Regions from separate parts of the Homo sapiens genome. Here all the other regions are linked to region 3. A link is a contact called in ENCODE Hi-C or POLR2A ChIA-PET data. All regions are on one chromosome and are shown on one strand. Each heading gives the region's core, a stretch centred on a gene start or an enhancer-like site at or near the end of the contact. The rest is flanking DNA. Distances are from core to core; before and after follow the strand shown.

Region 1 (5,319 bases), core at 1,677-4,176, 1.6 Mb after region 3:
TGGCCAGTGCACCACACAAGGTTGATGTAAAAGGCAACAAAAGTGAACTGGCCGTGACAACTGTAAGGAGCTGGACAGCTGATTTTTGCCAGATTGAATGTAACCAGGTCATCCCAGCAGTGAACATGGTGCACACATGCCAGCCCAGCCAGGAAGGCACTGCCAGGAGAATGGTTCTCGGGGAACTTCACTCTCTCCCCTAGGAAAGCTGGATTCAGAGCCTCCACAGTGGTTTGGCTGGCCTAGGCTCAAAAAATGCCTCCAAGGCAGGCCTGCCAGTCTAGGCCACCCATGGTGGCTCATGCCTGTAAACCCAGCACTTTGGGAGGCTGAGATGGGATGGGTACTTGAGCCAAGGAGTTCGAGACCAGCCTAGGCAACATAGCGAGACCTGTCTCTACAAAAAATCAGCCAGTATGGTGGTGCACGCCAGTTCTCCTAGCTACCTGGGAGACTGAAGTGGAAGGATTGCTGGAGCCGGGGAGGTTGAGGCTGCAGTGAGTCGTCATTGCACCTTTGCACTCCAGCCTGGGCAACAGAGCAAGACCCTGTCTTTAAAACAAAACAAACAAAAAAACAGCCAAGGGAAGGCCACTTTGTCTCCCAGGTGATGCCGGGAGGGAAGTTTCCGAGGACTGAACAGCTTCCTCTCTTCTCCCTCCAGGTCCCTGTGCACTTTGCACACAGGTTGGCATTCGGGTGTGGGTGGCAGAGTGCCATCTGGTACAGCATCCAGCACTAGGTTTCAACTCTGTGTTACAGAACCAGGAATGGTGGTAGTGCACAAGTACTCACTTATTAGAGGGCAGAGCATTTAGGTGAGACAGACCCCATGGGGTCCAGATTGGATGAGTGAGTGGGGAAGAACCTCCCACAGTATATCCTGAACACAGAAGGATCCCTCCAAGACTCTCACTGGCCCCCACCCCATTGGTTCCGGTCCCCAGGAAGAGGAAGGGCTCAGATCAGCATAACAGTGAATCACCGAGCACTTCCACACAATGACCCCTCCAGGAGGGTGGAGAAGCTTGTCTGGCAACAGCCTACACAAACGGCAATTCTGAAGAGCAACAAACAAACCAGTTTAGCCCCAATTCCCATTTTGCATAAGAATGCGCCCCACAAAAACAACACCCGAAGAACATTAGTTGATCACCACTGGTTGATCGTTACCAGTTGCAAACACTAAAGTTTGAGCCAAGACAGAATTTTAAAAGTCCCCTGGAAGGAACTTTGGGTAAAGTGGTTTTGTGGAAACTGGTGTTAAAGTGTCATTAGACTGAACTCAAACGTTCCATGGGGAGCACCAGATGTTTCAAGCAACAGATCTTGGTAAACTTGGTTTCAGAAAGAAGTTAAGCCAGAGAAGGGTTTGGACCCATAAACCAAAGGGAACTTGTTAGTCACTAAGTGACTGCCAAGGTACCTGTTTTCGTTATGCTAATAAGAGGTTACACAAATTCCAGGAAGGAGGATTGCTAGGTGCAGGGGATGGTTAGGTCACAGGGGGACCGCCTGCCGGCTGGCCTCTGAATAGACCCTGACCATGGCTCCTTAATCCAGGGAAGCAGCAAAAACGAACAGCAATTGGGCTGAAAACAGGGCGAAGGTCCTTGCGTTAGGCCGGGAGAGTCGTTCTTAAAAACATGCATCCTCCCAGAGGTCACGGCCTCCTTCACATCGTCCAGGTCGGGCACGGGTCCCAGAGAACGACACCCCAGTGTACATGAGGTACTGAGCGAAGACAGTGGGCATTGCTTCTCCCCTCCCCATCCCCGAACTACTCTTGCCAGCCATCACACACAAGGAAAGGTATTCTCTATAACCAAACGGATGATTTCGTCCACTTCTTCCTTAAACACCTAAAAACCACAGCGACAGCACTAGTAGCCCTTCATTCGGAATCAGAGCAGCAGCATCTGCGAACCTGCAAAGACCAGGGGCTAAGGGTGCCAGGACACAGCGAGAGTGGCCCCTGCTCAGATCCGACACAAGCCTCGGGGGCTCCCGGCGGCGTAGACGCCGCACTTCGCTCGCTTCCCGCTCTGCACCTACCTCGCTCGCACATCCGCCAGCGTCCGGCACCTGAGCCGTCGGTTCCGCGGGTGCCTTCTCCTCTTCCCCGGCGTCCAAGGGGCCACTCCGAGCCGCTCGGGGGTCCCCGCCGCCCCCCTGCACAGCCTGGCTGCCGCCGTCCACGCTGGCGCCGGCTCCTCCGGTGGACGAGGCGGCGGCGGCGCCGAGCAGCCCGTGGGCCTCGTCCGCGCTCCCGGCAGCCACGCTGTGCACCAGCCATGCATCCACGCTGGTGCGAGGGACGAAGGGGACCCCGAGCGCGCGCACCTCCCGGAGCAGCTGGCCCTCGGGCGGCGCGGCAGGGTCCAGCTCCCGGCCCTTGGGGTGCAAGTGGCCCGCGCGCCCCCACCCTCCCGAGGCCGAGAAGGGGCTGAGCGCGTAGGCGGAGCTGGCCGGGCCGCCCAGGAACAGCAGCTCGTCCTGCAGCAGGGTGGGCGGCGGCAGCAGCAGGTAAAGATCTAGGTCTACGCGGAGCCCCGCCAAGCTCAGCAGGAGGGTGAGGTGCAGGAGGCCGCCGCCGGCCGACCACCACCGCTTCAGGTGCTTCATCGCCGCCGCGCGCCCGGGAACGCCCCTGCCGGCGCCCGCGGGTCCCGGCGCCCCAGCCGCCGGGGTGACACGTGCGGACCCCGCGCGCCGCCCGCACCTGCCTGGAACCCAGATAAGCGAAACAATGGACCGGGGCGCGTGGCGGCCGTCGCGGGTTCCCAGCACCGGGCACAAAGGCGTTCCCTCGGCAGCCGGCACCGTGCCTGGCACCGCCGGGGATCGGGAGAAGCGAAGAAGGAGCCACCTGAGCGCCGAGCCCGTTCGCCCAGCCGCCCGCAGCCCGGCGCGGTGGCCAAGCTCCGCCCCCGGCCGCGGGCGCAGCCGACAGGAACACGCCCCCTGCCGCCCGGGGCCCGCGCCCGTGGGAGGGGCCGCACGGGGCGGGGCTCCCCGAGCTCAAAGCCTCTTTATGTCCGGGGAACGCAAGGCTTTCTGGGAGCAGAAGTTGTTCTGGGCACCAAGTGGCCCCTTGCCACCCTGTGGCCGTGAGCTGGGCCATCCTTGCTGAAAGCCAAGGGCGGGAGTTGGGGTGGAGGGCTAGGTGGTGGGTAGCTGGGTGGGAAGGGACAGGATGTGTAGACTGGGCGGAGAGTGACTGGGCAGCTACGAGGGGCCTGGCAGCTTGCAACGGGCTTCCACCCCAACGTGAGGACACTTGGCGGGCAGAGTGGGCAAGAGTAACCTCTCTGTCTCAGTTCCGCTATCTGTAAAATGGGGATCATAGAGCCTGTCAAACAGGGATGTGTTGAGGTCAGATGAAATATTTCGTGTAAAGTTCGGAGTTTCACATATAAATTCCACCGTTGCCATTGGGATCAGTCATCCCACCACTCCGCACACCCCAGTCCCAGCCTCACAGACCCCTCTCTCTTCTCTGGGCGTGCTCTGCATAGTGCTAGACCTCCTCTCGGTATCCTTTGCTCCTTATCCGTTGTTTCCTTGAGGGTTGACAGCACCAGCTCTACAGTTACCCTGAGTGAGTTCAAGTCCCCCCTCCACTTGAGGGGCGACCTTGGACAAATCTCTCCTTTTCTCTGTGCCTCAGTTTTCTCACTGTAAAATGAGACTAATAATAGCACCTCCCCAGCAGACCTTTTGTGAGCCCCAAATGAGATAATGCATGTAAACCACCGACCACAGCACTGCATGGGTAGGAAGTGCTCCCTGCTACCCATTGTTTGTGTTACTCACCCTCAAGGCTTAGCTCCAAAGCTACATCCTCTGAATTTTCACCAGTTGGCATTAATCTCTCCCCCATCTGTTGCACCGTGATTTCTCCGTTTGCCAACATTGTAACAGTTGGCCCATTCAACTCTGTGTTGTAGATGAGAATCGGTCTGATTTGCCCATTGTAAATTCTTGAGGACAAGGAACCTGTTTGGTTCACCTTTGTCCATGCACAGTACCCAGCACTGGGCCTTGCAAGGGTAGGTTTTACTAACCTTAGCTCCCTTCCTTGGAAGAAAAGGGGACAGGAGGGGATGCCCAACTGAGAATGGGCAGTTGTGTAAAAAGTTGAGCAAGACTTGTTTTAAAAGGCCCCTCCCTCCACCTGGCTTTCTCATCTCTCTCCTGGGCTAGTGTAGTAAGAAGAGAAAAGAATGGGGACCAGGGGAGCAGAAACAGGGGAGCAGAGGAAAGTTGCTTCCTCTGTGTTAAGCCTTGGAAGATGGGTTGGGGTGGCAAAGAGGATGAAGAAAGGTGATTGCCAGGTTATCAAGACCCCGTTCACAGCATTTAGTCTTTGAACAGCGGATTTAGAGTCTCAGCTTAGTAAATGCTGCCTTCAGCTTTTTACTGAGAACCTACTAACTGCCTGAGGCTGTGCTGGAGGCATGAAGGATATGAAACGGAGTTCTTTCCTTCCGTAAGCTTATGGTTTTACTAGGGAGATGAGATAAAAATTTGTGAGACACTAAGAAACAAGAGAAATAATGTACTCAATTGCCAAAATACTTAGATGTAAATTACTTCAAGGTTTATATAGGGAGCTCTAAAACTATTGAGAGTAGAGGCGGTGCCTTCTTCAAGGCGGTGCCCTCCAGAATCTTACACACAGTTGATGCTCAAAAAAAATATTAGTTGAATTGAGGAGGTTACACTTGAGATGTATTTTGAGAAATCTGAATAGACTGGGAACAGGAAGCACATACAAACTTCTAACATTTGTTGGGAAGTGGGCTAACCCCTCACCATTTTACAATGTGAATTGGTAATCATAGTGTTAAATATCTTTCAGACTATACACTTCAAAAGCATGGCTTAACTCTGGCTCTTGACTGGTGGGAAGAACAAGGGTACCTAAAAGACCTTGCAGGAAAGTGTTAACCAGGAGACAATCCTACATACCCTTGACTTTACTCACAATAAAAAGTCCCACTTTTAGGAGCATGGGGAGAATGGAATGAAATTAGAAGGAAAAACTTCTCTTTAGGTTTATTTCTAGAATCCTCCATCTAGGAATAGCCAAGTGAAAAGTCCAAACCATTGTCTTGTAAAAGCCTTGAAAAGTCATCTGCATTCATAAAATCCTGAAATCAGTGCTACTCAAAGGTTGACCTGAAACTGATGCTCATGTGTAAACTATTTGCTTCTGATCCAAATGAGATAAGTAATAGAATTGAGAATTTAAAGAAAAAAAAATTTTTTTTTGTAGAGATGGAGTCTTGCTGTGTTGCCCAGGCCTGTCTTGAA
Region 2 (6,195 bases), core at 959-3,458, 1.1 Mb before region 3:
CCCAGCTGAGCTCCAGCAACCTCGTTATAAGATGGGGATAAGAAGAGTACATTATTTGTGTTACTATGAGGATTAAATACAGTAATAGATGGGAAACAGAACAATACCCAGCACATAATAAGGACTTAATACATTTAACTATTGTAACCTTCACAAGCTCAGGTTTACATCCAATTGAGAATGTGAATATGAGGCGCACATTGGGCAGAATTATGTGGTAGGATTTGTGGCTTCCACCTGAAATGCAATCAGAATAAGCTGACTCATCTACCATCAGATTTTCCAAAAGAAGTCTGTGTTGCTCAATCTAAAAAGAATATCTGAAAATAAATTGACCTTCAGTCATGAATCCCTGCTCTCCCCACCATCTCCTACTCAATTACTGTTCATGGGATACTGTTGAGCAGAGCACATCTACCTGCCTGATGCCCACTGAGCAGGAGGTATGGAAGCATACAGTACACATGTTGGTCAGCTGCAGGTGGATGATGTCAGCTCAGGGTGGCAAGGAGGCAATGAAGTTTTGGGCCATGATTGAATTAATTTGATTGAGTTCATTGATTATTTGGTCAATTTCGGTCTATAAAATACTCTTTCCCCCCTCAATATCAGGATATTGTGGATGGTGTGGGGTTTTCTTCTTATTTACTCATGTAAGTGCCTCGGATCTCTACTTTATCTGTTAATATTAATTCACAAAGGCATGCTCATAGCTTTGTAGAATAATGAACTTGGCACCCATTGTCTACAAATATAAACATAAAATAGATGGTAGCTCCGAGATGCTTCCACTTGATAAAAGTGAACGTAAATGTAGCACTATCTTGAATAAGCCACTTAAAAATTGTGATCAATAATATCCTCTCTTTGGTCAAGGTTTATTTGTGGCTGCCAGGCATTATACCTCACATGTAGGAGACTTAAAAAATGCATGCACACCGAAAAGGACGATTAACATTGCTGTCATTAAGTTGTACCTACACTTTCAATATGAACTTGGCTTTTCAGCCATGTATTTATCACCTAGGAAAGTATGTTTGGGATTCTAGAAGTTGCGCTAAAAAAAATTGAAATCTGTTTTAAGGAATATCTCCCATTTCTAAATTTCTTGGTGAAATAAATTATAAGCAACCACATATTGAGTAACATTAATAACAAAAATAATAAAATAAAACAATGACAAAATAATAAAAATCTCATCTACAAATCTCATCTCATTCCCTTTCTCTTCCAAACTTTATTTTTACAAAATAAAAATGACTATTTGGGAAATTAGCCTTAATGATGAATAAATCACTTAATCAAACAAGAAAATTGCTCTTACATCTCAGAACATACAAGAAGGCAAATTGTACCTCCCAACTCCAAATGAATGTGATTGATAAGGGGCTCTGTGGAAACCAAAAGTGACCCTGTCAATTCCAAGGTCAGTGGGATAACTTACAGGACAATTTATTTTAGCCTTAAACACTAACTTCTTCCTCTTTGACTTTACACCTATCTAAATTCAGATGGCCTTCCTTCTTTTTCTCAGTTCTCCTTCTGCTCAAAATAGCACATATAAAAGAAAGTCACTTCTAGACCATCAAATGAAGGCAATCTCTGGTTAAAAAAAAACAACCAAACAAAAACCAAGAAAGGAAACAGAGATGTGTTTATGTGTGTGTGTGTGTGTGTGTGTGTGTGTGCGTATATATTTGCTTCAGAAGGAAATGTCATATTATTTGCATTTAGACTACAGAAATAACACTTTTCTGAAATCGAAACTGCTAGACACCTTGCCCCCTGAGTAGAAGCTCTCAGCTGCAGATAATGTAGACAATGGATCTTAGAAAATGGAATCAAGTTCTAATTTCTAGTGAATCCACACTTTTCTACCTAGAAAACAAACAAGAAAAGTATTAAAAACAAAACTGGGTTCTCTTGCTTTCTTATACTTTTGGAAGAAAAAACACCCCTGCCTGTGGCCATCTTGGAGAGGTTGAATTTAGTCTCCATTTCTTCCCCCACTATGTCCTGGGCAATGAAACCCTTTCTTGGCAGCATTCGATCTCCCAGGCACAAAGTGTTCATTGCCCCTTCCCTAAGAAAACACTCAATTCTATTCTCTGGGTTTCTACAGTTAGCAAAGAGCTAACTGCCTATGATATTTGGCATGCCCCAAACAGTTTCACAATAAATTTTTGCTTTCATAAGTCTGTTTTACTATAAAAAGAGCACTAGTCAGCACATGTGGTGCCCTGGCCTATCACCAAAACCCCATACAAAGTATATGACTTTGGTGGCATTTAGTCTATGAACAGCAAAACACTTTATTAATAAAGCAATATGTTGTAAGTACAGAGACCAAAGGCCTGAGTGTTGTGAGGATCTGTAAAAATGCAGAACCCTGAGAATATTGAGACAACTGACCATCATTTAAAGATATATGTGAATATGAACATATTCTTTTTTTCTTTTTTATTGTTATAGAGACAGGGTCTTGCTATGTCGTCCAGGCTGGACTACAGTGGCACCATCATAGTTCACTGCAGCCTCTACCTCCTGGGCTCAAGCAATCCTCCCACCTCAGCCTTCTGAGTAGCAGGGACTAGAGACATGTGCCACAATGCCCACCTAATTTTAAAAAATGTTTTGCAAAGATGGGGTGTAGCTATTTTGCCCAGGCTGCTCTTGAACTCCTGGCCTCAAGTGATTCTCCAGCCTCAGCCTCCCCAAGTGCTGGGATTACAGGCATGAGCCACTGTGCCTGGCAGGACATATTTCTTAATGTAACATGTTAATACTTATTTAGCCATGTTATTGTGGGAAAATGAACACCAATTAATGTCCTCAGTAGAGAAGGGCAATCAGCTTCTTGTTTATCCATATACATATAACTATGATGCTGCAAGGACTAAATAAAGGCCTAATAACCACATAAGCCATAGAAATTCATGGGGCAGCATCCAGTAGGAAAAGGAACTCTCACTTGAGAGTTGAGAATAATAGGGTTTGAGTTCCCAAGCTGCCATGCCAACCAAGTATAAAACACGATGGTTGAACTACTTCCAGAAAGTTCCTTCCAGAAAGAATTTTTTTTTATTCTACAAGCAATTCTGTGTCACCTTCTATTGAGAAAGCAAATTACCCAATTATCCAATGAAAGAGTCCATCTTGACTTTTATTCATTACTTAGCTACTTTCAATATGCTCAAATATGCTTATAATTCAGGTCTTATCTTTCATAAGGGAGCCAGTTCTAGCACCTCTTATGCTTCTAAATCTTAGTAGGGCAGATTCCAAAGCAACATTTATAGTTTCATTTTAGAGCAAAATTTTCTATGTCCATTTATGTGTCCATATTACTGAGAGAGCATCTACGGAGCCTTCATTATATTTCATAAGGGGCCTTTGGCTTAAGAAAGGTCAAGAATCACTATCCTAGAGAAAGAAGAATGAATTGTGTGCTGTGCACATGCATAATCATCTTAAGGATTCCATAGTGAAAGACTGATTAGTGTAGGAAATGCACAAATACTAGACTATATTTTAAGTAAAAACGCTTTTCAAGGGAACGTAAGTGGAATCACCTTGAATTCATTTTGGAAGAGAACAACCAGATAGCAAATGTTTCAAAATGCATACAAGAAATCAAATGTGGCCTGGAAGTCTAGTAGGGAAATAAAAACCAGGCCTTCTGGAGGCATTTTCTTACTCTGAATTACCTTGCTTTATAAATTGAGGAAAATCACCATTTTGTATTCCCCTATGAAGGTTATAATCAGAGTTTTAGGTCTTAATATAAAAGTATTTTGTAAATACAAGGTATTAATAATATGTATTGATTGTCTGGTGGAAATCAACTCTTCATTTTTTCATTTTTCTAAACGAATTTGAGTTTGCTCCTCTAAAGCAGTTAGCTGTTTAGCGACTGTAAGATCCAGTTGGACTGATCTATTTTTAAACCCATAGTTTGCCTTGGGATGAAGCAGCACGCCACAGAGATATTCAATACTACAAAAACATACTTTCAGCAAGCACTCCAACAAGTCCCTAATAGCTACATTTGCAGTGTTCAGCTTTGGGGATGTCATTATTTATATGATAAATCCACAATGCTTTTTGGTGTAAGCAGTAGTTTGTGCCAAAAAAATAATTATCAAAATGGGCTCTACAATATACCCTCCCCCAGCTTTTTTGTTTTGGTAGATTAGCTGAGACCAGGTTTGGTTCACTCTGAAACAAAGAACTTTCAATTTGTCAAGCAACAGTTCCCATCTGGCCTATTCGCTTGCCAAGTCCCAGACCTGGGCTCATGTGTCCAAAATTTCAGCAGCAACTTAGACCATGTGTCTTTGCACTAAAAAAGAAAAGCAATTATTTCCATGGGTGACCAGATGATTTCCATATCCTCTACTGAACACAGACGTTCTACTGAGTACCACATCAGCAGTCGATGAATTTAGAGCTGATCTTAGTCCCTTGGTATCAGAAAAAAGAACATGGATTTCTTTGGCTTACGGAGTTTCTAAAATAGAAGATCACAAAGAAGTGGGTTAGGTCAACAGGAGACTTCCCTGAGTCCTCATTCTGCCACCTACTTGTTGTGTGACATTAGGGAAGACCCCCCATTTCCCTAACCTCAGTTTCTTTCTCCACAAAATGTCAGATTAGGTGGTTTCTAATATTTTCCCCAATTCCTATACCTTTTTTGACCTCTTGGGCAGAGATGTGTTGTGAGACTAGGAAATGAAGTCTGGGAGTTTGATTTTGTTTTCTTAGGTCTGGTTTTTCCAATCTGAAATGCTGCAGCCTAACTAGAGGGTTCTACGCTGGAAAACAACTCAAAAGTGGCAGCTGGCCATCCAGACCTTGGATATTCCATTTGGCTGGAGTTTGTTTGCTTAGCACCTTCCATTTCTGTTTACTTAAAATTTGGCTCACTGGTCCAGCCTCAAGAGAGACACCTTTTTCTTTTGACAAAGGTCCAGTGAGAGGGAAAGGGTCATTCAAAGGTAGCGGAATCTGCAGCATCCTCTCCAGCATCCCGGGGCCTGATGCAGGACACTCAGCTTCACAGAGAACACTGGGTGGTTGTGGCTTCTGTCCCTCCAAGGCAAAGCAGTGGTTGGAAAATATCAACAATTTAGTCTGTTCAGAGACTGTCCCTTTTTTGGGTACTGTTTTAACTACCAAAAGATATTGGTGCCTGTTACATGAACTCAGTAGGATCTTTTTTTCTGGTTTTGGGAGCTAGAGTTCTAGTTTCTTTTTTTCCTTAGCCATTTGGCTCTAAAGAAATGTGAAAAAAAATCAGTGCATTAGGGTCTAGCGAAGGGTAAATTTACCTTGTATGTTCTGTAAAAGCAATCATAAATACGCATATGCCAAGTCACGAACACCTCTGGCCTCAAAGTCTGTGGACATCTTTACTTTCCTGGCTCTCTGCTATGATCCTTCCATGTTTGCATGCATTAGGATCACAGTCAATACCCTGAAGGAATTCTGCAAAGACTCATTTTAGTTAAAACTGATTTAAAGCCTTGGCAGCTGATATGTGCCAGCTGGCTATTTTTGGCTCCTTCATCTAAGCAGTGGTTTACAACTAAGGCTGACTTTGCCACCCAACCTCCCTTCCCAACCACCACCAGGGGACATTTGGCAATGTCTGGAGACTCTTTGGTTGTCATAGTTGGAAGATGTGCTCCTGACATATAGTGGGTAAAGGCCAAGGATGCTGCTAAATAGCCTGCAATGCACAGGGCACAACAAAGAATGATCAAGCCCGGAAGTCAATAGGGCCAAGATTGAGAAAACCTACATGTTTGCATCATCCTTCTGCAGACCTCAGAGATGGTGGCAAATTCCTGGGATTCCCCCCACTTCAGTTATTGCAGAACCACTGCGGTAATATTTACTAGGTTCACATATACAAGAACTTTTATTTACTTAACATGTTTGTGCAAATTAACTCAATTTTGAATGATTTAGCCTTCTTACTAATATCTTTGAAACTGCAGATTTGATCTTCTAATTATATTTTTCAATACACATCAAAATTAAAATATGATTATTAATGTTAAAAATGCTTGGCTGGGCATAGTGGCTCACACCTATAATCCCAACACTTTTGTAGGCCGAGGTGGGAGGGTTGCTTGAGCCTGGGAGTTTGAGACCAGCCTGGGCAAGATAATAAGACCTTGTCTCTAGAGA
Region 3 (6,047 bases), core at 2,991-5,490:
CTGTAAACTGTATATTATAAAGTCTTTGGTCTAAATTCCAATTTTATTATTTTGCGAATGCATTAATGTCTATAAAAAAGATAAATAATATATAGTGGGCACTCAGTTATGTATACAGCTAAAATAAACATGGGGTGGGGGCAGGGAAGCATTTCAATGTTATCTTTACTTACTCCTCTTGTAACTTTTTCAAGCCCAAAGCAGATTTGACTTTTGTGGTAGTATTTTTCCAGTGGTTCCCAATACTTGTTTTACTTTAGCCCAAAAATGTAAGCCTTAGTGAACTTACTGAAAAATAGACCATAGTAAGAACTTCTGTACATTAAACATATGAAGCCAAATTAAGCTTTTTAATTTAGATAAATACTAAATATAATTTGCCAGTCCTAACAATTAGAATTCAAAAATAAGGTAATTTTGTTATGTGTGATAATATAATTATGGTGATTCTGTGTTTTTCTAGTCTTTATCATTTAAAGATACTAAACTAGGCCGGGTGCGGTGGCTCACGCCTGTAATCCCAGCACTTTGGGAGGCCGAGGCGGGCGGATCACGAGTTCAGGAGATCGAGACCATCCTGGCTAACACGGTGAAAACCCATCTCTACTAAAAATACAAAAAATTAGCCGGGCGAGGTGGCAGGCGCCTGTAGTCCCAGCTACTCGGGAGGCTGAGGCAGGAGAATGGCGTGAACCCTGGGGGGCGGAGCCTGCAGTGAGCTGAGATCACGCCATTGCACTCCAGCCTGGGTGACAGCGAGACTCCGTCTCAAAAATAAAAAATAAATAAAAATAAAAAATAAAGATACTAGGCCGGGCGCGGTGGCTCACGCCTGTAATCCCAGCACTTTGGGAGGCCGAGGCGGGTGGATCATGAGGTCAGGAGATCGAGACCATCCTGGCTAACAAGGTGAAACCCCGTCTCTACTAAAAATACAAAAAATTAGCCGGGCGCGGTGGCGGGCGCCTGTAGTCCCAGCTACTCGGGAGGCTGAGGCAGGAGAATGGCGTGAACCCGGGAAGCGGAGCTTGCAGTGAGCCGAGATTGCGCCACTGCAGTCCGCAGTCCGACCTGGGCGACAGAGCGAGACTCCGTCTCAAAAAAAAAAAAAAAAAAAAAAAAAAAAAAAAAAAAAAAAAAAAAAAAATAAAGATACTAAACTAACTGTAAGTGAAATGTCTTGATGTCTAAGATTTGCTTTAAAAACTCCAGGGGAAAAAATTAATGTTAGAGGGGGTAATAAAACAAGATTAGTAAAGTGTCGGTTCATTTTACTGTTCATTCTCCTTTGTGTATGTTTGAAAATTTCTGTAATAGTAAAACCAAAGCAAATAAAGAAATGAAACAGATTAGTAACACTCCACATATGACCCACTGTAGCAGAAACACTGCATTTTAGAATATGAACGCTTTGTACCCTTAGAAGTGTTGTAATTCAGGTAATGGTTGATAGAGTTACTGAAAGTTTTTCACATCTTCAGCTAAAAAACCTTTAGAATTATCTCCAAACTTTAATCCGATAGGACACACAAACATATGAAAGGAAAAAATGTCCAGCATTCAAATAGTTTCCAATTATTCACACTGTGGCTCAAAAAAAGAAAGACTAACAACTCTCAACAGACCTCTGCTCCCAAAAAATGTAATCAGCAATTTTTCTAGGAGGCAACAGCAAAAGCCCCAGTCTATTAATTTGCACCCTTGCAGACATCCCTATTTCCAGAATCCTTTACACCTGAGTGCCAAGACATTCCGCCCAGGTATCACCCGCACCACTTTTATTTACTTTTTAGATTTTTATAAGTTGGTTTCTAAAATGCTATGATATTGGCCCACACATATTAGGGTAGAGGACATTTTTATCTTCTTCTAAAGGTTTATTTGGGACAAAATAAGCTTTAAAAAGACAGAAATGCATAAAGCCCAGATTTAACATATCCATTCCAAAAGAATACAACAAAGTCCCCAAAAGAAGTATACAAGGAGCATCATTAGGATCTTTCATGATTATTTTAACATTATTAAAAAGGTTGAAACTTTGAATTCCAAAATTTTACTTTTGTTATGGAAAAGGTATTTGCTGGTTAATTCTACAAACATGGCTGCAGTGAGAACTATAAACAGCGGTCTACAATTTAAGAACGTGATGGGCTGGGTGCGGTGGCTCACACCTGTAATCCCAGCACTTTGGAAGGCCGAGGCAGGCGGATCAAGAGGTCAGGAGTTCGACACTAGCCTGACCAACATGGAGAAACCTCGTCTCTACTAAAAATACAAAAATTTGCCGGGTATGTGTGGGGAAAAGCAAGAGAGATCAGACTGTTACTGTGTCTGTGTAGAAAGAAGTAGACATAGGAGACTCCATTTTGTTCTGTACTAAGAAAAATTATTCTGCCTTGAGATTCTGTTAATCTATGACCTTACCACCAACCCCGTGCTCTCTGAAACATGTGCTGTGTCAAACTCACGGTTAAACGGATTAAGGGTTGTGCAAGATGTGCTCTGTTAAACAGATGCTTGAAGGCAGCATGCTCCTTAAGAGTCATCACCACTCCCTAATCTCAAGTACCCAGGGACACAAAAACTGTGGAAGCCTGCAGGGACCTCTGCCTAGGAAAGCCAGGTATTGTCCAAGGTTTCTCCCCATGTGATAGTCTGAAATATGGCCTCGTGGGAAGGGAAAGACCTGACCATCCCCCAGCCCGACATCCGTAAAGGGTCTGTGCTGAGGAGGATTAGTATAAGAGGAAGGCATGCCTCTTGCAGTTGAGACAAGAGGAAGGCATCTGTCTCCTGCCCGTCCCTGGGCATGGAATGTCTCAGTATAAAACCCGATTGTACGTTCCATCTACTGAGATAGGGAAAAACCGCCTTAGGGCTGGAGGTGGGACATGTGGGCAGCAATACTGCTTTGTAAAGCATTGAGATGTTTATGTGTATGCATATCTAAAAGCACAGCACTTGATTCTTTACCTTGTCTATGATGCAAAGACCTTTGTTCACGTGTTTGTCTGCTGACCCTCTCCCCACTATTGTCTTGTGACCCTGACATAGCCCCCTCTCGGAGAAACACCCACAAATGATCAATAAATACTAAGGGAACTCAGAGGCTGGCGGGATCCTCCATATGCTGAACGCTGGTTCCCCGGATCCCCTTATTTCTTTCTCTGTACTTTGTGTCTTTTTCTTTTCCAAGTCTCTCATTCCACCTAACGAGAAACACCCACAGGTGTGGAGGGGCAACCCACCCCTTCAGTGTGGTGGTGCGCGCCTGTAATCCCAGGTACTCAGGAGGCTGAGGCAGGAGAATCGCTTGAACCTGGGAGGCGGAGGTTGCAATGAGCCGCGATCGCGCCACTGCACTCCAGCCTGGGAGACAGAGCAAGACTCCATCTCAAGGAAAAAAAAAAAAAAAGAACGTGATGACTAGAAAACAAAAACTACAATGTTCTTTGAAGTTGAACAATCAGTTTGAAAAATAAATAAAACCTTATTAGAAGTCGGCATCATCAAACAATCCTTCAAGTTTACCCTTGAAAGGAACAGAACGAAAGAGAAAGGCTGTCCTAAGCTCCTTCCCTAAACCCGAAAAGCACTTTGAGGACGATCGACCCACTTTTAGTTTCTATTCAAATGATCTCTTTAAATCCTTTAGGAATTGAGCACCAAACTTGTAACTATTAATTGTTCGTGCACAGCTCGTAGAAATTTTAACATTAGCAGAATGCAGACAGCTGAAAAATCAAGATTTATTTTCCCATCTAAAGCCTAACATAATAGCAATTCATAACCACTGTGTGAAACCGGAAATCTAACACTGTGTATGTCTAAAGTCAAATGCCAGTGTTTTCTAACAAAACTTTTACCAATAAGGTGTGTACACACACCCACACAGACGCACGCTAAGCTCAATTTTTTACTAATAAGGTGTACGCGCGCGCGCGCACGCTAAACTCTAGCCACAGATTCCCTAAGCCAGGAGTGCAAGTCGGTCGGGACTAGTCCACACCTTGCGAACGGGGCGGGGTGGGGAATGGATTCCAGGTGAAGCAGGCCATCAGCCAGAACCGCCAACTCCGCCCGCGGCCCTCAAAAGTAGGCGGCGCAGGGAGTCTCCGCCCCCTTCGCCACCGGCGACTCAAACCAAAACAGCTGGGTTTCTCTCCGCAAAGGCAAACCCCAGCGTCCTTCTCGGACGCGACCTACGTGTTTTCTCAGCTTACTGCGCCGGTAAAACCCACACTGCCCTCAAAACAGTCACCCCAGAGTTTAGCCTTGGACACCAGAAGCTTTTCCTTCGGGGGTCGCCAGCGTCACTCGTCCCCAGCCAAAGGGCCCCCGTCCCACACGCCTCCCCCAAATCGCGAAGGCCTGTCCCACGGGCCTCCCACCGCGTGGGGCGGCCACCCGTTGCCATTCCAAAACTCCACAGCTGATCCGAGTCGCCCACACCCCCGTCACAATCGCAGTCTGGAAAGGAAGGTTTGTCTTCGGGAAGGAAAGCCTCGTCACCACAGAGACCTCTCCCGAGACCGGCCAGGCCCCTACAGTACAGGGGCTGAAGGGTGTAGCACGAGCCCTAAAAGAGATGCAGCTGGAGGCCGCCCCGCACAAGGCGCTGGGGTGGACCGGGGAGGCGCCTTACCCAGTGGAAAGACTCCCGGATCAAGGGAGAAAGTTACGCAGGCTTCCGATCCTGATCCGCCATCAGCCGCCGAACCTCTTCCGCCACTACCGCCTACCCCCAAAGACCGGCTACACCTCCCCTCCCAGCCGACAGTAGGCCTTGCGTCACTTCCGCCCACGGGGCGGTCTCTTCCGCCTCCTGCCTGGTTCGCCGCTCCCCTCCGCGACGACACGCCCCCAGCCCACTCCGCCGCGGGACGCCTCATCCCGCGGGTAGGCTGGCTCTCTCCTTACTTCGTCCTTGCTATTTTCGTTCAACTTAATCGCAGCAAAACAATGCGTCTGGATTTACATTCTGATTTTATGTTATTATTTTGACATACGAAAGGGGGAAACACACAGGAGGTTTAAGTAACTCACCAGCGATGTGGAAAGGGCAGCTCAGAGGTCCATGGACAGTACCGTATCCCTGTCTGCGTCTCAGTCGGCCTAAACTAGCCCACTCATTTTATAGATAAGGAAATAGCCAGAGAAGCAAGGGAGTGACCACACGGCTAGGGCTGCAAACCCCTGAGCACCAAGACTGTCTCTGAACTCCTGGCCCAGTCGTGTGCTTTTTTGGCTATGAAGTTTTGTTCACTGAAAGCTCCTAGGAGCTTTTCAGTTCTAATGCCCTCTGATTCTATTTGCTCTCGCTCCAGCAGAGGCCTCTTTTCTAGCCGCATTTCTGTGAGTTACCTGCTTTTGTTATCCGTATCATTTTCCGTGTGTGAATTTTCTCCCGCGTTCTGTTATTTCTAAAATCACTTTTGCTTGTTGTATATGTTGCCTTCCTATATTGGACATTCAGTTTGAATCGTAACTCCACAGAAGCAAATGTGTCCCATTCGAATTCATCATAGTCTTCTGTTGCCGTAAAACCCTGACAAACCTTGCAATAGCACCAGAAAGGATATGTAAATTAGATCGCATTAAATGTTGAAGCACATTCTAAATACAGAACATTCAAAATTATCTTTCATATACTTTCATCTTTACTTCCAGTTATTTCAGAAGACATTAGCTTTGATAACATAGGTTCTCAATATTTACAGACTGATTTGTTTCCTGTGTATTGACATTTTTGAACTTGGTCTTGTGCTGGGTATTATACTTGATCATAGAATTTCAGAAGAACCTTAATAGGCCATTTAGTCCCAGTCTCCTTATTTTATGGATGAAGAAAACGGTGTGAATAATCAACATAAGTTATCACTTGCGTTACTGGTAGCAACCTTCTGGTAGTAGAAATAACTGTGTCCCTTAAGAAATGTAAACATAGCAGTGAATTTTATAAGCACAATTTGTCAGAGATGTCACTCTTTGTTTAAATCACATTCCTATTTATATGTAATACATTTTTAATTACCACTAATTTTCAG
Region 4 (5,444 bases), core at 2,360-4,859, 1.3 Mb after region 3:
GTGGTATGTGGTATACTTTTAAATAACTGGCAACGCAGTAGGTTTGTTTACACTGACACCACCACAAGCACACAACTAATGTGTTGCATTAAGATGTTACAAGGGCTAAGACATCACCAGGCGATAGGAATTTTTCAGCTCCACGGTAATCTTACAGGGCCACTATCGTATATGCAGTCCATTGCTGATCAAAACATCATTATGGGGCACATGACTGTATTATTAATTGAAAATATAAGATGTTGAAGATTAACATTCAGCATTAACCCATTTGTGTAAACAAAGAGTAGATATACAGTCATGCACCACATAATGACATTTCGGTCAACAATGGACCAAATATACAACAGTGGACCCATAAGATTAATATGGAGCTGAAAAATTCCTATAGCCTAGTGGCAATATAGCCATCACAATGTTGTAGAGCAATTACCTTTTTAAATATAAATTTAGTGTAGCCTAAGTGTACGGTGTTTATAAAGCCTACACTAGTATACACAATGTCCTAGACCCTCACATTTACTCGCCACTCACTCCACTCACCCGAGCAACTTCTAGACCTGCAAACTCCATTCATGGTAAGTGCCCTATACAGTTGTATTTTTTCTTTTTTTACCATTTATACTGTATTTTTGCTGTACCTTTTCTACATTTAGATACATAAGTACTCACCATTGTGTTACAGTTGCCTACAGTGTTGTTTTTTTTTTTTTGAGATGGAGTCTTGCTGTGTTGCCCAGGCTGGAGTGCAGTGGCATGATCTCTGCTCACTGCAAACTTTACCTCCCAGATTCAAGTGATTCTCCTGCTTCAGCCTCCTGAGTAGCTGGAACTACACGTGTATGCCATCAAGCCCAGCTAATTTTGGGGTTTTTAGTAAAAACAGGGTTTCACCATGTTAGCCAGGCTGGTCTTGAAGGCCAGCCTTGGCCTCCCAAAGTGCAGGGATTTACAGGCGTGAGCCACAGTGCCTGGCCAATTGCCTTCAGTATTCTGTTACAGTACCATGCTGTACAGGTTTGTAGCCTAGGAGCAATAGGCTATACCATATAGCCTAGGTGGGTAGTAGGCTACACCATCTAGGTTTGTATAAGTACATTCTCTGATATTCGTGCAATGATGAAATCGCCTAACGATGCATTTCTCAGAACATATTCCCATCATTAAGAGATGCATGACTGTATATATTTGCATGTGTTTTTAAGTTACTGGAAGAATATACAAAAATATTAATAGTGCTTGTAACAGTGAATGGTATAGAAAGAAGGAAGGAAGGAGTGGGAGGATTCTGTTTTTTATTTCATACACTTCTACAGTGTTTGAATTATTTTTATTGAATATGTTACTTTCATTATTTTTAAAAACATCTTCTTCCCACCTTCTCATCTTGTCTATTTCAGCCTAGCCAACTAGGTTTTCTCAGGACTGAGGTTATTTATTCCATATTAACTCTGTCTCAAGCTCATATGCATCTCCCACGATTATTTTTCCCAAAACACTTTAGGTTTAAGAATGACCTTTCCTAGGTCTTTAGCTTATGATTAACCAAATGAAACCATCACTAGATGGACTCCCTAATTCAGGTGTTGAATTACAAAAATGAATTTTCAGGGGGAAAAAAATGCTAACTCAATTATGTTAGTTAAAATATCAGTAAAATTAGCAATGCCACAGTGTCATGAAGCAGAAGGTCAAAGACCCACACACCCTTTACTGGGCGCCATGGTGGGACTTAACTGGGGCAGTTCCGGTTCTGCCATTAGGACCATGAGCACTCCAATCTCAGTGAAATTGTATAAGACACTGCCATTATCCCCGGATCATTGCCACGATAGACCCAAACAACTCCAGTCTATCGTGTCAATGTGTATTTGGGGAGTCTTTAACACACGGATCATTGGCGAGCTGCACCATAAAAGCCCTGTAGGAGCCGTGGCCGTGTGTGGAATCAATGCACACTCGGGGACTTCCCCACGCCCGGATCATTTGCAGCGCATCGTGTCAATGCATACTCCGGGAGCCCCTACTCCGAAGCCTGTGAGTGCTGAGGAACAGTGTACACCAAAAATACTTATGGAATAGTTGTTACAGTGCGTACACAGTATTCACTTTTCTAAATGGCATGTCAGCAAGTTTAGTGTGCCACAAATAACTCCTAAAAGGCACAAAACACTCCTAGAGGCCCACCTTCACACATGAATGGTTGGTCCATGGAATTGTGGCATGGCTGTGGGGGAGTGTAAGTTTTTCTTTACAGTGAACAAAGGGAAAAGAAAGAGACATCTGCTATTCAGTGTTGTCAGGGTTTTCAGCATAATCCCAAACACCTCCTAATTATTTTCCTGGGCATTTGATCCCTAAGATACAAGGACCTTCCCTCCATCCCTGCCCTGTTCCAAAGTACCTGTAGAGCAAGCTGAGAGGGCAGAGTTAGAGGATGGGTGGGGTTGGGTCTTAAGTGCGATCCCACAGAGATATAATGTGAACCACATGTGTAAATTTAAATGTTCTTTGTGGCCACATTTTTAAAAAAAGATTTAATTCATGATACTTTATTTCACCCCATATACCCAAAATATTATCATTTCAATATGCAATCAATGTTTTTAAATGATGAATGAGCCAGTTCACATTCTTTTTTCCATACAGTCTTCTTTACAATGGGGTGTGTATTTCCCACTTGGAGAACATCCTGGTCTGGCCTGGCCACACTGCAAGCCCTCGGCAGCCTCTTGTGGTCAGTGGCTGCCCCAGTGAGCAGCACAGCTACAGAGGTTCAGGAAAACCAACCCCAGGAGCGTGGATGTTCACTGCCTTCCTTCAACCACTCCAGGCAGGTGCGTCCACCTTTCCTCCTCATTGCCTCACCAGGGCTGCAACTGCCGAACAGCCTTTTCTCGGCAGCCTGACAGAATAGCTGTGTGTTGGGTTTCTGCAATCATAAAAAATGACCACAAATATGCATTCGGAAAGAGGAACGAAAACTCCTCTAGGCCCAAACGGTAATGGCAGTACTAGGTCATCTTTCTTGGAGACGGAGGTGAAGGGAGGGCAAGGGGCCCCTGGGGAAGGAAAGAGGAGGCGGGCGTGGCGTCGAGCGCGAGGGCGGCGGCCTAGCTGCACCCGCGAACTTCCCCACACCTGCGACCAGCTCACCTCGCGGCGTGAGGGATCCCTGGCAGTCGGACGCGGCAGGGTGGCTGGTTTCTGGGGCTGAGTCTGGCCCGACACAAAAGAGGAGGGAAAGGAGAAGGAGACGGAAACAAAGGCGCGGGGGAGGACGAGGAGGCGCGCGCGGTCGCGGGGCAAAGCGGCGATGCGGTGCGGGCGCGCGCAGCCTGGGGCTCCCGGGACCAGCGGGCGGGAGCAGGCGGAGCGGGCAGGGCGATTTGAATATCAGGCTCTGCCACACTCGGGGCGCCGCTGACAACTTCATTACCTCCGCATATAAAAATGACTGCCGGGGAATGCAAATAGCTCGCCTGTCTCAGCCGCCTGCCCTCGTTCCGCCGCCGGCTGCAGGCGGAGGCCCCGGGAGCCGCGGCGGCCGGAGGCGCAGACGCGCCCTGTCCAACATAATGAACTGCCCGGCCGCGGCTCCGCCCACCCCCCAGCCGCCGAGCCGGGCCGGGAGGGGGAGCCGGCCCGGTGCTGGAGGAGGAAGGGGTGGGCGGCCGGGCGCGGCTCAGAGGCCGCGCGTTGCTAGTCAGTGTCGGCGCAGGCCCTGCCTCTTGACTCTGTCATCCAATTACTGCCATGAAAATACCAGGAAACTAGAGTGCTCAGTGGGTTCCACTCGTGACCGCGAACTCTGACGGAAAAGCGGGACCCCCGGCCTCCGTCCCGTGCGCCCTGGTGGTTAAATTGGACGCCAGCATCCCGGCGCCCCGCTCTCGTCTCGCCTGCAAGCGGGCGGCGGGTGTGCTGCGCCCTGCTCCCCAGGCCTGCGGCCACCGGGACAAGGCTGCGTCGCTGTGCAGGACCCGCCTCCCGAACCCTGGGCCTTGCTGAGCTCCCCGTGTGGCCACCGAGGCAAGCCGCGTGCGGGAGGGAACGCAGGCTTCACGGCGCCTCTCTTCTTGCCCTGGCTTGCTCCCTGGCAAGAAGTCACCTCCCGCCTTCTGATAGCTCCCCCTGTCACATTTGGGCCCCTTGTGAACTTCTCGAGGAGAGGAGCTAGGTCACTTTTATTAATAGCAACAACGACAGTAGTAAACATATGCTGAGGACTATTCTACGCAAGGTACTATGCCAACTGCTTTACCTACATGTTTATCACAGCGATCTTATTGCACTCCTGGAAACCCAGGCTTAGCAAAGCCTTGAAAGGTTCCCAGCATAACCCAGCTAAGGTGGGAGGGAGCACAGGTGAGAACCCAGGCCCCTCTACACTCTCAATCACTCTGCAGTATTTTCCGGGTCCTTCTTACAGCTCACACAACTGTCCAGCACTCCTTTGTCCCCCGAACGCATCACCCCCAGCCATCTTAGGCCGGGCCAGCCCCCCGCCCCCACCCTCACCCCCTCCCTCACCCCCTCCCTCACCCCCTCCCTCACCCCCTCCCTCTCCTTGGCCCAGAAGTAAATCCTAAGTAGTCTAAATCCGTTATGACCAACCCCTTCCCTTGCCCAGGCACTGGCTTAGAAAAGAGCATGTGACCAGTCCTGGCCAAGGCCAAGCCAGGGGACATCTGTTGGGGTTTTCTGGGAAATGCTTCCTTGCCCTAAAAAAAGACACCTCTAGCGATTCCAGTTTCTTCTGTTGTAGAATGTATATCCACCACCTGGCAACCACGGAGGAGCCAGGGAACAAAGTTAGTCTTTGCAGAGATTTACAGGATTAAGTGAGCTAACTCCAGGGTTAAAGTTTAGGAGAATCATGTTTTAGTCCTATCTCTACCTGCGATGGAGTCATGCTGCCTCGTGTTTATTCAGGGACATATTTAAAGTTAACTCCTTTTTGAAACGAGACAAGATAAAAAGATGTAAACAAAGGAAAACTCCAGAAATTTGGTCTTGTCTCCATTAAAGAGTGTCTGTTTCTAGGCACTTCAGTGGAACCTCTCACTTCCAGCTTCTCTTCCTGGGCACTCACCTCTAACTCATTCAGCTTTTTTCCCTCAAAGTAGCTCTTTGCCTACACAGGCAAGGCATCTCTTCCCTCCAGGAACATCAGAACCCCCCTTCTAACCCTCCTGCACCCACACACCCAGGCGTCTGAGCTTGACTGCCTTTGAAATGTTTACTGGCCTTCAAGTAGTCTCTTTGAAGAATTTGCATCTAATTTTGAACTTAGGGAAAATCGGGCATAACCAGTCACTTACTAGTTTCCTTGGCAACTACTTTAAAACAGAATCTAAATTGGAATGAAAATGGATTTTTATGGTTTCACTAAAATCATACACACTTTTCATGAAAATATACCAAAAAAACTATAAAAAATA

What was found. Hi-C counts contacts between places; a loop is a spot of excess contacts on that map. ChIA-PET counts read pairs that join two places held with the same protein, here RNA polymerase II (POLR2A). Pooled maps may share reads with other maps.
Region 1: a loop to region 3 is called in a pooled map, with 16 times the contacts of the local background. The contact joins the promoter of NFE2L3 here to the promoter of TAX1BP1-AS1 in region 3. A Hi-C loop is called at or near these places in 1 of 37 single-sample maps with no recorded cell type and 10 of 50 pooled maps. POLR2A ChIA-PET finds 5 or more read pairs at or near these places in 1 of 52 experiments (naive thymus-derived CD4-positive, alpha-beta T cell).
Region 2: a map with no recorded cell type shows a loop between it and region 3 (6-fold over the local background). The contact joins the enhancer-like site here to the promoter of TAX1BP1-AS1 in region 3. A Hi-C loop is called at or near these places in 3 of 37 single-sample maps with no recorded cell type and 2 of 50 pooled maps.
Region 4: a map with no recorded cell type shows a loop between it and region 3 (13-fold over the local background). The contact joins the promoter of LINC02981 here to the promoter of TAX1BP1-AS1 in region 3. A Hi-C loop is called at or near these places in 4 of 37 single-sample maps with no recorded cell type and 6 of 50 pooled maps.

Annotation. Positions count from the first base shown.
Region 1 is chr7:26,149,805-26,155,123 of GRCh38, reverse strand. NFE2L3 (NFE2 like bZIP transcription factor 3) reads right to left here and starts at 2,926. Exons shown (of 4, transcript NM_004289.7): 1 at 2,056-2,926. The coding sequence starts at 2,625. RefSeq lists enhancers at 1,838-2,027, 1,378-2,171, 2,172-2,966 and silencers at 2,148-2,217, 2,228-2,477, 2,588-2,657, 2,668-2,737, 2,758-3,137.
Region 2 is chr7:28,811,549-28,817,743 of GRCh38, reverse strand. All of the region lies in intron 9 of CREB5 (cAMP responsive element binding protein 5), which reads right to left. Among named protein-coding and RNA genes, the nearest start is that of TRIL, 140 kb to the left of the region's middle. RefSeq lists an enhancer at 1,785-1,964. Within about 2 kb of position 2,208, at least 3 of the 41 ENCODE cell types and tissues checked have a DNase peak (open chromatin) inside an H3K27ac peak, as active enhancers do.
Region 3 is chr7:27,738,868-27,744,914 of GRCh38, reverse strand. TAX1BP1-AS1 (TAX1BP1 antisense RNA 1) reads left to right here and starts at 4,240. Exons shown (of 2, transcript NR_187572.1): 1 at 4,240-4,899. It overlaps TAX1BP1 (Tax1 binding protein 1), which reads right to left and starts at 4,753. Exons shown (of 17, transcript NM_006024.7): 1 at 4,646-4,753. RefSeq lists enhancers at 3,092-3,955, 4,470-4,739, 3,956-4,818 and a silencer at 4,070-4,302.
Region 4 is chr7:26,396,734-26,402,177 of GRCh38, reverse strand. It overlaps LINC02981 (long intergenic non-protein coding RNA 2981), which reads right to left and starts at 3,609. Exons shown (of 5, transcript NR_148502.1): 1 at 3,157-3,609. SNX10-AS1 (SNX10 antisense RNA 1) reads left to right here and starts at 2,760. Exons shown (of 2, transcript NR_136272.1): 1 at 2,760-2,837. RefSeq lists silencers at 3,073-3,182, 3,273-3,732 and enhancers at 4,203-4,442, 3,517-4,473.